2 separate regions of the Mus musculus genome follow, and region 2 is linked to region 1. Evidence: chromatin loops called from intact Hi-C (ENCODE). Cell type or tissue: left cerebral cortex. All regions are shown on one strand.

Region 1 (8,000 bases):
CCCATGTGTCACTTCTCTCACAGATGCCTTACATGCATCCATTTTGAAGTTGTTTCTTTTAAACTTCATAATGCCTTCTTTCACCTAGGCCCCATATCCATCTCTCTTTGTCTGAATTAAGACACTTTAAATATGTCTCATAATTTACACTTGTTATATATCATTTATTTCTCCATTGAAAATCTCCTCCATGAATGAAAGGGTGAAGTTCTCTGGATGACAAAACAAGACCCAGGGAAGCCTATCCCTATCTCAGAGGTTGTATGAGCAACAAATAATTATGGTTAAGGAGAAGGTTCTCTTCCTTAGTGGTATAACTGCTTGCAGGTTACACAGGGAGTTTATCTTAGCTGTCACTGTAAGGTGCATTTTGCAGTATTGCCAATGTCAATTATGTAACCTTCTACTTCCTACAACTTGCAACCTCAATGCACTTTCTGATCCAACAAGTTGGTCTTGGATGGGATTATTTCTTGGTCTGTAATTACCGTCTTTATCTGATGAAGAGAAGTAAAATCACCAGGAACTTGAACAAATAGCAGGTGAAAGTATAGGCACATGTTTTAACATATCCTCTCCAATAGCTTTCCTTCAAATTCATTAGCCATAATTAAGTATTCCTTCCAAGCATCCATCTACATGCCATTTACTGGGTTAAAAGTAAACCCTTGTTATAGACTATTTGCATAGCTTCTGTGCTTTCAATAGCTGGCCATTTTATACTGTTTTATGGCAAAATAGTCACTTGTGTGTCTTGGCTAAATACTTAATAAGCTTATTGTCTAATTATCTAGTGTCTTAGCATTGAATGTCAAGTTGACATATCATAAAATTACTGGTAAAATTCTCAATTAAACAATTGTCCTTTTCAGAACTGATGTGGGCATGGTTGTGGATTACACTTTTGATTGCAAATTGATGTAGGAAAGCCCAGATGACCATATGCAGGACCATTCTCTGGGCAAGTAGTTTAGGGGTGTAGAAGGAAGATAGTTGAGCATGAATTTGAGTGAATTGCTACAAAGTGTGAGCCAGCAGAATGCATGGTTTCTATTTCAAGTTTCTGCCTAAAATTTCTTGCTCTGACTTTCTTTAATGGTGGACTATGAAAGGGTAAGCCAATTAAATCGTTTCTCCCCCTCAGTTTATTTTTGTCAGAGTGTTTTTCAGAACAACAACAAAAAAGGAAACTAGAACACTTAACATTGTAATCATGTTGCCAAACACTAACTTAAGGCTTGGACAGATAAACAAATAAATTAAGTGGGTATAAAAGAAAGAGAGGTTTCCCATCTTGCAATGACCAAGCATAATGTCAGTCTATTTCCTAATTACAGAAAGGTATTAACAGATTCCCCTGGATTCCTAAAGCACTACTATATAGCAAAGACCTCATAAAAGCACAAAACAAGCAAAACCAAGCCAACAAACAAACAAACAAACAAACAAACAAAATCACTTAAGTGGAAGTGGAATACATCTTTAATCTCAGCACTAGGGGGACAGAGGCACACATATTTCTGAGATGCAGGATTGTCTAGACTACAATGTGAATTCCAGGACAGCTAGGGCTAACAGAAAATCCCTTTCTCAAAAAATTATAAAAACAACAACAACGACAACAACAACAACAACAACAACAACACAACAAAACAAAGAATCACACACACATATACACAGAAATATAAACCAAGCCAAAACAAAACAATTCTTTTTAACTTGTAGCCTTGAAATTATTTTTGAAAAATAAAAAAAATGTAATTTTGATTGGAATTATCACTTACTTATTTTGCAATGTATAACTGATTCTCCACTTACTAAATCACCAAGGTTTATTATTCATTTTAAATGGACAATCTATTCTTAAATCTTTTTGTTGTTGTTGTTGTTGTTGTTTTGGTTTTGGGTTTTTTTGTTGTTGTTGTTTTTTCTTTTGTTTTGTTTTTTGAGACAGGGTTTCTCTGTGTAATATTCATGGCCTGAAACTCACTTTGTAGACTAGGTTGGCCTCAAACTCACAGGCATTCATCTTCCTCTGCCTCCTCAGTAATGGGATTAATGGCTTGCACCACCACTGCCTGGCTTGAAATATTTTTATTTTAATTCTACCTCAAAACTAGCTCCTTCTTGATGAATTATTTTAAAGTAAAACTGTCCTCATTTGTTTCTTCTATGTTTAAATTATGAAAACACCAACATCACAGGAAGTTAAAATATGCTTTGACTATAACTATAGCATATAGTGTATTGTGTTATTCAGTACTGATAGCAGAATTAATCTTCTATCATATTTTTATTAATGAGACATTTCATTGTACTCTCTCTAAGTCTACTTGTGTTTCTTACCACAATTATAATTCAAGATGGCAGTAGAAAACAAATTCTATGGTATTTTTGTAGACAGGAATTGCACATTGCTTTTGTTTGGGCACTTATTTGGCTTCTTCTTTTGTTTGTATATCTAGGATTCTGATGCTGTGTTTTTGTGCATGCATGTGTGTATCGCAGCTGTCTTTTCTTTTGTTTGTGTTTTGCATTTGTTTGGGGGCACAGTTCGTTAAGTAAAAATATGGAAAGGATCTGAGAGCAGTTTAGAAAGATTAAAAGTGTGATAACTTAAATGCACTCCAGCCAAGGAAGCAGTAGGCTAACCAGAAATCTTCACCTTCTCTTCTCTTCTATTCATCAAAGTTCAATCACCCTGTAGTATCCCCAGCTCTGTTCTGTCTCTGCCCTTCCTCCTTTTCCAACCCCATCTCCTGTGTATCACATAGATCTACCCCTCCAACTTTCCTTTCCCTTCTCATGTTTTATCTTAGCCCCTTAGTTCAGCATTGAGTCCCTGGGAACTAGCAAGCCAGTATATCCAGGGAAGCCTGCAAACTCACTTCAGATCCCCACCTTACCCTCCATGTCTCCAAATTTAATCCCACAGTCTTATCCCAACTCTTTAGCAGGACACTGCATCCCACCTCCTATCCCTTCTGACCTTGCAAACATCTTGGTAGCTCACAAAGCTGAAGCACAAAACAAGGACCATAAAATATGATAGATGCCCTTAAGGAGGAAATGAACGAATCCCTTACAGAAATCTCTAAAACCACAAGCAAACAGTAGAAGAGAATAAACAAACCAAGACCTGAAAGTGAAAATATAATCAATAAAGAAAACTCAAACTGGGATAAAAATATTAATGAGAAATATAGCAAGTCAAGCAGAAATGTCAGAAGCAAGCCTCTCTAACATGGGGAGATTATCTTGCAGGAGATGAAAGAGTCTCAGGCATTTGTTTTAAATATCTCATTGTATTATTTATGATATATATCATTTATTTGATAGTAGAAGTTATCTTTTCACCTACCTTTGAACACAGGCTATATTTTCACAATTGGAGTAACATTCCACCTAAGTATACAAATTAAGCTCTTCTTTCCAAAATGTTTGCTAGTTGTTGTTTGATTTGAATCTATTAGGAGTTGGTTTGCTTAAATATTGTTTATTTATTTTTATTTACACGAGCACACTGTAGCTGTCTTCAGACACACACCAGAATAGTGCATCAGATCTCATTAGAGATGGTTGTGAGCAGGGAATGTGGTTGCTGGGAATTGAACTTAGGAACTCTGGAAGAGCAGTAAGTGCTCTTAACTGCTGAGCCAACTCTCCAGCCCCTTTCAGGAGTTTAAAAAGGGAATATATTGTGAACAAACAGTCTTTTTTTCTTTTCAATAAAAAAGAACAACACAACAAAAGAACACTATTATTTCTTGTTGGCTTACCAAACTCACCTGTTGTCTGTTCAGAAATGCTTCTCAGATTATGTAAAATATGATCAGTTTTCAGTGACTGCATCTTTGCTCGGGTACGTTAACTAGCTCCTGTGTGCAGCCTCCAAAAGCTCTGTGCATAGATTTTGAAAATTAGAGAAAACTGAGAGACACCACTCAGTCCACAGAAGGGGTTCTCTCAGTCTTCTTTAAAATTATATATGTGATGGAAAGTTATGACTTCTGAGAAAGAAACCAATTTCATAAAAGCTCCTTATTTCATTAAATAAAATCATTGAATCTAGAACTGTATTGCAAAAATAAATATAGTGCAACTGCTGAGCATACACTGTCTGTAGAAAACAAACAGACACACCAACAAAAAACAAAAACCAAACACTATTTGATAAGCCTGTGATGTCAAGTGCTATAAGAAATGTCTATGATAATTTGTGCCATTAAATGTAAAGTGCTAACTTTGTGCTTTTCAATTTAGCCATTCAACCATTCTCATACAAACTAAAGGATTACATTTTTGTTATAAGTATCTTTAAAATGTTTTTTTCTACAGCTTCCCCAGGGAAATGGTGTCTCTTCTGTGTGACTATTCATACGGCTCTTCCCTCCCAGCTCTTAAAAGTTCCTTGCTTTTATTTCAATCTTTTAGAGGTACTTTGGCAGTTAATCTAAATTAGTAGAGCCTTTTCCCTATAATACAAACACTTAAAATGTAGCTTTTCATTTTCCTGGGCATGCCCACACAATCTTTCTTTGTACATTATACTTCAGAGATAATGTTTCTTCCCCCACCCAAAGTCTGAGACACAAAAGATACCAATTTAGGTATGTATTGTTATTTGCTTTAGCTCACAGTACATCAAGAAATTTTAACAACAGGTAAGAAAGACTGGATGCAGTATGCTAGGATTCCAACATATAAAAGCAGAAACACTTCTAACAGATATTTTTCTCTCAATTTTTATGTATTTGATAATTTCATTTATGTGTTCAGTATATTATGATCATATCTATCTCCCCATTTCTGACCTTTAACGATGACAGTACCACTTCCTAACACTTGTAGTTTCTGAATGTGGGGCCATGCAAAAGAGAGTAGATACCATACTATTGCTCCTACAATGCTGTCTTCTGCTGGCATCAGGACTTGATATAGTTGTGGCACTCATGAACTTGCTCTACGCTAGGCAGGTCTTGAGCTTTGGCTCCTCCCACTTCAGCATTTAGAATGCCTGGGATTTTTTAATGGCTTTATAATGTTAGCATGTATAGGAGGCCTTGAAGCCAGAGAGGCATCATGACTGACATGGAGAAGATCCACATTTGCAGAATATTTATATATTTTATTAATTGTAAAATCTCATTTCTGACTCTCATTGTCCACCAATAGGAGGTAGGGGTTCTTGAAAAAACTGGTGGTTAGAGGACCTAAAATAACTGGTATGTAACAGGCACTTTTGCCACTTTTCTATTGAAGTGCGATTAAACTGGCAATAGCTTTTAGAAGGAAACCCTTGCATATATTAGGACAAATTCTAGACCAGGGGAAGTATTTTATGAAGTACCTTTTGGCTCTAGTATCTCCCTTTTTAGGAATTAGAGTTTTGAGCCTTTTTCTTTTTTAAAATCCAAGCCTCTAACAGTCTTATGCTTCTGCCTGCCTTCTCCCTTCCTAAGGAAATGTTCTGCTAGATCCGTTTACTCATAGTTGAAAATGACTCATGAGACTGAATGCTCCCTGGAAAATTTGCATTTTAACAGAGCTCAAAATTGTACAGTGCATGCAGGTTCCTTAGCAGCAGAATGTGGGAAGCCATGACACTCAGGAGTTGGGAATTGCTTTCTTTTTAAATCTGGACTCTCCACAGGAATCACTAATTTAAAAACCTCATACATCTCTTGTCTTTCAAACTTTTCTCATATGAATGGGACTATGCACACTTCACTGTGAAGAGAAAGATGGTCACATGCATTCCTCTAAGAGCCAAGCAATAAGGCTTTCGACTAATTTGGGAATTAAGCATTACAAAGGCGTAGTTGTCATGGGAAAGCACTTTCAGTCACTGCCCTGAATCATTCATGCATCTTCAGGGAAGCTAAAAAGGTTTAAAATTCTCTCTGACTTCAACCTCGAATTCATTTCACTTCAGCATGTTCCATCCTATATTCTAATTTATCCTAAGATCTCTTTATACATTTCCCCCAATCTTTAACATTTAAGTCTGCCATCTGCTTAATTTGTTTTACTGTGCAGGATTTAGCTGGAAGCCTACTGAAATGAAAGCACTTATGCTTTGTAGCTTTGATTTCACAAGTCACAAGGAAACAAAGTCTGTAAAACCAGTACAGAGCTGAACATCCTTAGAAGCAAATAGTGGAAGAGGTGGGTCAGAAGCAACATTGCCTTTAATGTGCTAAAGACAGAATTTTTATGCTTGAGTGGAGTGTGAGATGGAAGGGAGGAAAAGCAGGAGAAGTAGGAAATGATGATAAGTATATTCTTCTTAAAATGGACATAGTATTATAAGAGTGTATAAAAATGACCAGTGTTCACCCATGTATCTGTGGGCTGGGTCCTTCTGTGTACAAATAACATGTTCCTTCATGAAATGTCAACTACATAACATCATGAATTCTTCCAGATGCAGACACCATTCTTCTCATGTCCAGGCATAGTCTTTGTCTTTATTGTGGTCTTAGATGCCTTTTGAGTGAATTTGTGCATCCACTTACAGTGGTTTTATGAGCTCTTCTATGAACAAGTAAAACTAATAACTACGTGTCTCTGGGTTCTTTATGCTGTCTACTGTTGCTTCCAATTCATCTTTTAAGTGTTCTGTCATAGAGAACACATAACCATTCTGTATTTCATCATTTCCCTGTTTAAAATAATGATTACCACAGTTCCCAGTAAGTGCGTATAACATACTCAAAAGTTTTCCTGGAAAACCTTAAGTATTTAACAGCTTTAAACTTCCTCTTTTGTGTAAGAAATTGCTGAGGTCAATATCCCCTATTTCTTTATGTTATTATTTCATCATCTGAAAATTCATAATTTTTAAACTAAAAAGTATTTGTTCTAGTTACTAAAAATATATGTGAGTGGTAATCAGCAAAGAATGGCTAGGAAAACGAACCTTTTAGATGTCTAGTCCTGAATTCTAGGCTTTGTACTGTGTAGTGCAATCAAATGGAATCAAGAAGAGCTGCAGTCGGTTGGAATCAAGAAGAGATCGGGAGTGGAAGCTTAACCTTACAAAAATATTTAGACTGCTATTATCCCATACGACTCCCCAAGCTCCATTCACAGTTTGGCTATAGATGACAGTCTCTGTCTGAGTCAGTTGGTTGGTAGGGCCTCTAAGAGGACAGCCATGCTAAGCTCCTGTCTGCAAGCATAACAGACTATCATGAATAGTGTCAGGGATTGGTGGTTGCTTATGGCATTCAGTCTCTGCTCCATCACCAATCAGTGCATTTCTTTCTTTTTCCTGTTTATTTATTTTTTAAATTCTTTATTAGATGTTTTCTTTATTTACATTGTGAATTTTATCTCCTTTCTTCATTTCCCCTCTGAAAAATCCCCTTATCCCATACTCTCTCCCCTTGCTCACTAATCTACCAACTCCTGCTTCCCTGTCCTGGCATTCACCGATTATGGGGCATCTTCACAAGACCAAGGGCCTCTCCTCTCATTTATGTCCCACAAGGCCATCCTCTGCTACATATGCATATGTTCCTCCATGTGTACCCTTTGCCCCAATCCACACATTTTTTGTAGACAGGATAAGGATCACAGCCATTAAATGGAAGAAGTCCATAGGAAGAACAACAGAATCAACTAACTTAGTCCTCTGATCTCTCAGTGACTGAACTACCAACCAAACAACATACCCAGGCTGGAACTAGGCCTTCTAACACATATATAACAGATGTGCAGATTGACATTCATGTGGGTACTGTACAACTGGAGCAGGGGCTATCCCAAAAGCTGCTGCCTGTATGTTGGGATATGTTCTTCTACTTGGGAACCTTGTCTGGCCTCAGTGGGAAATGAAGTGTGTAGCCTCTTAGAGGCCTGAGGTGCCAGGGTAGGGGGAAAACCTAGGGACACCCATCTGCTTGGAGAAGAGGATAGGGGTAGGTGGGAAAGATTGTGGAAGGAGGTGACTGAGAAGGGTACAATGAGCAGGATATAATGTGAATAAGTAAATA
Region 2 (8,000 bases), 450 kb before region 1:
TGCTTGCCTCTAAAGTCATGAAGGCTGAAGCTCACTTTAGAGCCATGCAACAGAGAAGACCACATATTCAAGTCACTTCAAAGTTGACAGGATAAAGGAGCAAAGAGTAGGCTGAAGTAGTGAACCAGAAAGGGTTACTTCCATGCAAACCCTCCCCAGCCCCAGCCCCCACTCCCCCTGCCTCTGAGCACTTACCTTCTTTGGGTGGTCTCTTGGCCTCCCTGGTCAGATTGCAGACTTGAGTAGTTTGCAGCTCCTGAGTCAGGCAACCCTCCGTCTGCTCATTCAGGGGTAACACGACGTTATTTAACAGAACCAGGGACTGGTCATCTATTCCCCACTCTCCCAAGTGCTGGGGGCACGTGCATTTTGTGTACATAATTCCACAAGACTCGGTTCTCCCATTTTCGGATTTTAAGCAGCTTTCCAACCAAGTGCATAAGACATGGCAACCAAACTGGCTCGGGCTCACCTTGTTCAGTACCAAAAACTCAAAAAAAGATTTCTGATCCTCTTCGACTTTTTTCTGTAATCCTGGGAAATCAGTTGGAAATACCCGGCGTATCTGAATGAAATTTTTATCGTACTGTAGAAAAACAAAAGCATTCTTGGAACTGCAAAGTTGCATTATGGAATGGTTCTTTCTCAAAAGATCCTTTATTTTTTCATGGGAAAAATGATCAAACTGATAAGCCAGAAGGGAAAAGTTAGAGCAGCTAAGGTCCTTTTTGGAAAATTTCAGGTAAATGCTATATTTGGTTGGATCTGGATTTTCCAGTGTCCAGGTGCAGTTTGTAAAGTTTTTGGGAAACATTTCACTTACAGAATAGGATCCATAAATGACTCCCTTCACCAAAGTGGAACACCAGAAGTCTTGGGCAGCATTAAATCCAAACATAACCAGGAGATAGGTGGAAAATATATAAATCAGCAGGTTACGAACAGCCTTCATCCTATGTCATTTGGCCTGTAAGAATGGCAAAGGAAGTGAGACGCAAGCAGACGACCACAGGCATTGAAAAAACAAAACCCTTTCAATATTTCTGCCAGCTGTTTTCAAGAATTCCGTTTTTAAAAAAAAAGCCCTTTTTAAAAAAGAAGGGCAGGTGATTTTTATTTTATAACGCCAGGAAATTATCAGTTGCTGTGTGAAGAGCGCCCTCACGTGGTTGGTAGTGATGGACAAGTTCTCACCGTTCAATTTAAAAATAACATTTAATAGATTATTAATAGTTATGTCCTAATTCATCCACCAGGATTTCCTGCACATCCATTATCATTCTATCAAGTGAAGTGGGAAAGCATGGTGTTTTGTTCTGTTTTGTTTTGGAGTAGCAATAACCTGCATGTTAATTGCTGAGGTACTGACTTAAACTCCAGAACCTTCCCTCTCCCTCAGTCTTCTGCCTGCAGTAAACAGCAACACACGAAATCTAACCTGATAATCTGGAAGCAGCTGTCATCGCATTATTCCTTTCCTGTGGACTGTGAGAAGTAATCGTGGTAAATTACAGCCACAGCTTTAAAAGCAAAGACGATCATTCCTTCCAGATGGAATATCATCTCCCCAATGCCCCTACTTGCCTTTGCAGGGGCCACTGTGTGAACTGGTGAGACATTCCTGTGCAAAAAAAAAAAACCACTTGGGAATTCGTGGGGACGCGTCAGATTTTGAAGGAATCATCTGGGAGAGGGCATAGATGGGTAGATGGACCGGAAAGACCTGATGCTCGGCATCACCACTAAGTGTGAGATTCCAGGCAGTCATTTCATAGGCCGTGCCCTCCTGGGATGCATAAAGTGGATCGCTGTATTAGTATCTGTATCCAAAGGCAGTGTTGGGGGTGGGGGACCCCAGAACTGCAGCCACTGAGCTTGCCTAGGCTATGTTTCTCCAAATTATGGTGGTTTTAGTAAGAGTCATAGCTTATAAATTGGGATTTACACATAGTGCATGAAAAATCCTAGCATTGTGTTTGCTCCCTGGCCGACTTCAGTGGCCGAATTCCTGCCTTTCTAACAAGTGTTCCAGGTTGTTCTTCTTACATTGATTTTTGCCCCAGCTTTGCACAACCAAAGCATCCTTGATTATATTTACCTCTATAACTTATTAATCCCAATATAACTTAATTTTTTTCATCTTTAACCTTTAGAAAGTTATTCCTCAGAATGAATGACAATGCTTTTTGTTTTTGTTGTTGCTGTTCAGCCCTTAAGCTGATAAAAGTGATATCAAGTTCATTTTAAAAGGCTTTAAACTGAAGTCTCCTCCACCATTCTATACACAGAGACAGACAGACAGACAGACATAGAGACTGTTAAGAGTTTTCATGCCTTCTCTGTCTGGTCTTTGAACTAAAGCATACAACCTTCTTCTTTGCCATTGCATAACACAGCAACACATGCACTCCCAATCCAGTGACCAAAGTCCCTGAACAGATCTGCATTTCACAGAGTATGATTCAAACACTATGTCTTGACAGAGGCCAAAACAGCCCCAACTGTAAATCTCTACACAACAGCAGTTTAAAATAAACCCAGAGCTGATAGGACTATCAGAATAGCGTTTTCTCTTCCAAACACACAGCTCACTGAGTAATGCCTTTTCCAGTTGAAAATAAGTAAATAAATAAATAAATAAAGGTAATGATATTTTAGAGGTTACGTGTGTTTAAAAAAAATGGGAACAGTCTCGTGTGTGTGTGTGTGTGTGTGTGTGTGTGTGTGCACGCTGTAGCACTTTGCAGGCAATGCAGGTCTGCGCAGTGTTCTTCAGGATAGAGTGTAGGCGTTGAAAGCCGATGTGACAGTAAGTGTCTAAATTAGGAATTCCAACCATGAAAGGGGGCTTCATTTTATAATCAGGAACTCAAAAGGAGGTCGTATTTCTTTTCCTTATTAAAAAAAAAATCGGTATTTCTGCTTCCATTTATTTGGCAGTGGATGTCTGCAATAGTGTGCTTATCAGTGATTAGAAGAGAAGGGAAGAGCTGATTTCACATCTCTCTTCCACCCTTCATGTAACGCTCTTTATTTTTAACCATTCTTGGGGTACGAAGTCTTGTTTGTTTCTATATAATAAGAAATATGAATCATTGAACTGCCCCCACCCCCACTGCAGGCCCTGTTCAAACAACCGTATATCTGTCTAAGGAAAAATAAGGGCCAGAGGTTGCCTAAGGGATGGTCACTGAGGGCTCCAGAATGTTGTATTTATTTATTTATTTATTTGGCTCTTTCTGAGAGGCAAACCAGCACTGAGTTTAGCTATTCTCAAACTGATCTTCTGGGTGACACTTTAGTTTAGCCGAACATAGACGGCGCCATCACTCCACTGATTTTTTCCCCCAACAGAAGACCCAATCCTACTCTATCCTAACTTCCTTTTAACCTACCCCCCTCCGCCCCCGCTAAAATTACCTCAATCACGCACGAGTTGCTAGATTTTCTGGGTCTCTCTCCCTATTCCTTCCCATCCAGCACACCTCTTCAAAAACAGACTTCTCTTAACTTTTCAACTGCGGCGTTTTAGTAAGCTCAGAATCTTGCCATCCGCCAGCAACAGCCTTGACTTCCATCCCCCCAAACTGAGCCCAAGTCTCTCCGGGCGACCCCCCAGAAGACAGAGGTGACCCTTAGGCCCCTTTCCTTACCTTCCACTCCGAAAGCTCCGGGAGGCTCTTGATCTAAGACACCAGAACAGGCACACGTCCCAACAACAGTGATGGAGAGACTCCCCTTCGGTCCCAATCACCGTTGCCCATTTTTCCCCCCGGTTCAGCTTCAAATATTAAGATTTATGATTGGAAAAAAAATAATGCATGCAAACGAAAGGCAGAGGGAAAAAAAGGAAAAAAAAATAATAGGGGGGGGGGCGGTGGTATCCAGCGGCCAGAGCCTTGCGCCTTATCCAAGTGAATGAAGCCTTCAAAGGAGAGGCGGGGAGAGGCCCCCTGAAGGGAGACTCCACAGAAACACCAAACAGAAAAATGGAAGTGGATAAAGAGCGCAGATGTGTTTTCCCAAACCCACCCCCCCGCAACAAACGGATTGGCCAAGAAGCCAAAAAAGCGCTGAGAAGTGGCCGGCGGCGCTGGCTGGGGCGGCGTGTTGGGCGGTGGGCTGGTGGCAGGAGTGCTCCCGGCCGGTGGCGAGGCTGGAGCAGGAGCCGTTTGCTTGCTTGGTGCGCCCTCCTCCCCGGCCCTCCTCCCTGCCAGGTACTGATGGACGGAGCGCGGCTGAGGAGCTGGGGGTAAAATCCTGGGCTGGCGACGTCGGGAAGCTGTTTGAATGCCGGGCGAGGAGGGAGGCGCGCGAGGGCACGAGATAGTAAAGCTGTGTGGCGGGCGTGCGCGCCGGCGCGCGGCGCTCGCTCTCCCCGGGCTGCGCGCGAAGGGGGCCCGCGCGTTCCTCGGCGCGCACCCGCCGCTGGGCAACCCTCCCGCGCGCGTGCTCGTGGGTGCGCGCGTCCCCGGCGGAGCGCTGCGCCCGGACCAGAGTCCGGCCTCCCCCGCGGCGGGCGAGCTGGCGGGCGGGCGAGCGGGCGAGCGGGCGAGCGGGCGGGAGGGAGGACGGGCGCGGGAGCGAGGCGGGCGGGCGGGCGGGCGGGCGCGGGCTCCTCGGGGCTCTAGCCGAGCCCGCGCCCTGCTACTCAAACCCAAACACGTCTGGAAAACCGATCTTTTCTGCGCCTGGGAGGTTTTCGCATCCTCAGTTCCCACCGCTGAGGCTGGTCGCCACCAAGTGTAGGAGAAAGTCCCCAGGAGGAGAGGCAGGGGGGCGCGGAGACGGGAAGGCGACATGGAGGGGTAGGAAGTAAACGCTGGACTCGATCATCTGTCTGCTGCCATTCAGAGCGGACCTGCCGCAGCGGGAGAGCTGTCATTTCAGCACCGGGATTTAGCCTTGATCCAGTCTGCAGCTGAGGGGCCACAACTCAGCTCCCACTGCTCTTTGCCTCAGGCTGGAGGCTGGAACTATAGTTGTTCAGTTTTTTTGTTTTGTTTTGTTTTGTTTTTTGTTTTTAAAATCACAGCCAGACTGCAATTAACAGCTTATTTGTTCTGTCACGAAAGAGGCTTTGCCAGGACCACTGAGCAGGCTACCGAGGTCAGGCGTCCTGAGCTGCTCTCAGCATGGCGTTGGGACAATAGTGCGGGTTCTAAACTTTTGATTCGTTCTGGCTTCTTAATGCATTTATTCCTTGTCAAGTTTCCCCTCGTAGGAAGTTCGGGTAAGTGATGGGAAGAAATGAAGAAAAGCTACCTTTGTTGTCCGTTGAGAAGGGGGATAAGGAAGATAAATTTCTACACGACTCCACCGTTTTATTTACTTATTGTTTATTTTGCCTCTTGTACAGACGTCTGAAGATGCATCAGATAGACTTCACATGCACATGCAGGTCACTCGCCAGCTAGTTTGGTCTCTACTTGTGTACGCGGTTGGTGGTTTGCAAAACAAGTGTTTGAATAGTGTGCTTATGTGGTGGGAGGAGACATAATGGGTAATGCATTTGGGCAGAGTCCTCCTAAGGGTGAGTTGCCTGAGCAGCAGGTGAAGTTGAATGAAGCAATTTTCCATCATTTGCTCTACTCCCTCATTTGCATTTTTTGTTCCTCTTCTTGTTCCTCTCCCCTGGGGCAATTGCATAGCCAAGAACAGGATTTTCAAAGGAAGGCTATCATGAAAACAGGAAGGTACTGATGATCTTTTATGTACCAGAATTGTTTGAAATATTAAAATTGGCTCTTTGGCTCCTTGCATCTTACTGCATATTAATAGAATGACCCTCTTCAAGGCTTTTCTCTTTTAGGACAAGCATTGAAGTAACAACCGGTAAGGGAAACAGTTAATCACTTTCCAGCAGGCTTCAACAATGTTCCCAGGAACAAATCACCAGGGAAAGCAGCCTGGGTGGCATTTTGGTTTTGTGTCATTTCTGGTTCATTACAATGCTTTTATTCATTTAGGGGAATGTGAAAAGAAAATGCTCTCATATGTCAAATGCAAAATCCCAAACGCTGTGTATATAGTGAGCATATTTTCTTATTTAAAAAAGACTATTCTGCAGTATAAAAGAGGAAAATATTTCATTTATTTCAACTTTTGGGGTGAAAGTGGTCATAATATTTGCAAGACATTTGGGTAAATCTGTTATTTCACCCGGGGGGGGGGGGGAGTCGCAGTAAATGTGCCATAAAATGGAGAATAAGAAAATACTTTGTGTGGCTTGTACATACAGATAAAATAATGTAAGGATAGTTATAATTCTCACACAGTAGTGTCTTCTCACATTATCATTTAGCAGTGTGATCTTGATGTTTCTTAGAAATCTCTAAAGTCACAGCAGCGTGGAGTAAGAAAAACAGCCTAGGGGGACAATTTTAAAAGGCTTAATCCTTAATGGAAAGGAACACTCTTTTTCAGAATCATTTTAATTCAAGTAGGATGCAGGGCTGGGTCAGAAAGGAAAGCCACTCTTAATAAAGCGCTTCACCCTTCACACTGTTTCCCATAACCTTCATAAACTGCAGGCTACTGAGCTGGCCTGATGATGATCCTGCTGAGGTATATTTATAGCAGATGATTTGTAGATGATAAATATGCCAAGCAAGACACTTGGCTACAGTAACCCGGGGCTCATCTGACTTCCTGGGGGCGGAGGGGTGTCACAATCAAGAATAACAAGAGGGACTATATAAGGAGAAACTGGTCTCTAAGCCCTGACGACACAGTCCAAAGCCAACCCAAGAAGGCATCACATTGTTTTCTGCCTGCATGGAGTTCCGTGGGAAAGCTTTGCTGTCATTGACTCAATAACAAAAGGCAAACCAGTGTACACCGTGAGCTCTGTGTCTTCAGATTACAATTACCAACTTTTACTATCTAGTTCATGTGGGTCTATGTATATCCTTGTATGTATCCCACATTTCCCACATATGCCTGTTATACATGCATATATGTGTCTATATATGTGTATACACTGTTTCCTAATCTGCATACACAAGTGAATACACACACACACACATAGTAAACACTTCATTTGATCATGTTTGTAATGTTACATTAATGCATTTATCTGTGACACGTAGAGTATTTCACACCAAAACTATCAAATTAATTGTAAAACTAGATTTTTTTCCATATCCTTGTTGACTTTCAAAAGGAATATCAAGAATTCAGTACTAACACGTTCAAATCTAAACTACTGTTTTATAGCATCACCATAATTCAACTTGGTCAGGGTTATTGAAAGTTGAATATCTTCACAATATGTCTCCTATAATTTACCTGTTCTATTAAGGTCACTCCAAGAAAATGTTTCCATGACTAGTGTTTTTACTTCACCTTTTCCCCTAACTTTAAACTTTCTACATTGGAAAATAAGCCCATTCTCCTATATTATCACTTATAATCCTGTGTCTTCTGCAAAGTTATCATCGAATAATAATAAGAGGATTCTAGAATGTGTGTAGCCTATTTCAGAAGATGTTTTAAGGTACTTTTATTTATTTACTTTTATTTATTTATTTTCTTTTATTTATTTATTTGTGTATTGCATGTATGTCTGTGCACCACAGGCATACAGGAGTCCTCAGAGCTCAGAAGAGACATCAAATCCCCTAGAACTGGCGTTACACATGTTCATACGTTGCCAAGTGAATGGTGGGAACCAAACCTGGACCCCTCATGGGATCAGCTAGTGCTCTTAACCTTGGAGTCACAATGTTACAAAAAGCTTTTGCTTGGCCTTTCTCACATACTCTTTTAGGTAATACTATATTTCCACATTCTATATTTTGTAACTTACCATTATTAGTAAGATTTTTAAAAGCATACATTATATATAGTTTGTTCTTTGTTCATTCCACACTTTCTTTTTTAAGTAATTAGTGTCTTTGATGATGCATGCACAAGATTTGGAAACAAATCCTATTCCTCTACCTTCTCTTCCTCCTCTGTTTCCTTCTCTTATCTAGTATCTTCAGAGATACAAACTC

Evidence for each region. Hi-C counts contacts between places; a loop is a spot of excess contacts. Peaks named below come from ENCODE experiments on the same cell type or tissue, not always from the same donor. Only the 100,000 strongest peaks of a DNase experiment are listed, where the experiment ranks them.
Region 2: it touches region 1 in a loop (9-fold over the local background); 2 of 42 quality-filtered maps call a loop at or near these places.

What each region holds. Positions count from the first base shown.
Region 1 is chr1:26,277,412-26,285,411 of GRCm38, forward strand. No RefSeq gene overlaps it. Among named protein-coding and RNA genes, the nearest start is that of Gm31136, 340 kb to the right of the region's middle. In left cerebral cortex, no CTCF peak of the experiment used is centred here; DNase peaks (open chromatin) are centred at 5,001, 5,593 and 5,818; H3K27ac peaks cover 2,055 bases.
Region 2 is chr1:25,825,809-25,833,808 of GRCm38, forward strand. It overlaps Adgrb3 (adhesion G protein-coupled receptor B3), which reads right to left and starts at 3,899. Exons shown (of 31, transcript NM_175642.4): 1 at 3,654-3,899; 2 at 196-967. The coding sequence starts at 952. Gm9884 (predicted gene 9884) reads left to right here and starts at 4,622. Exons shown (of 2, transcript NR_169046.1): 1 at 4,622-5,233; 2 at 5,360-5,762. It overlaps Gm53060 (a long non-coding RNA gene), which reads left to right and starts at 7,682. Exons shown (of 2, transcript XR_001779915.2): 1 at 7,682-7,771. In left cerebral cortex, CTCF peaks have their summits at 1,166 (motif pointing left) and 3,295; DNase peaks (open chromatin) are centred at 321, 1,256, 1,767, 2,453 and 8 more places; H3K4me3 peaks cover 6,835 bases; H3K27ac peaks cover 5,279 bases.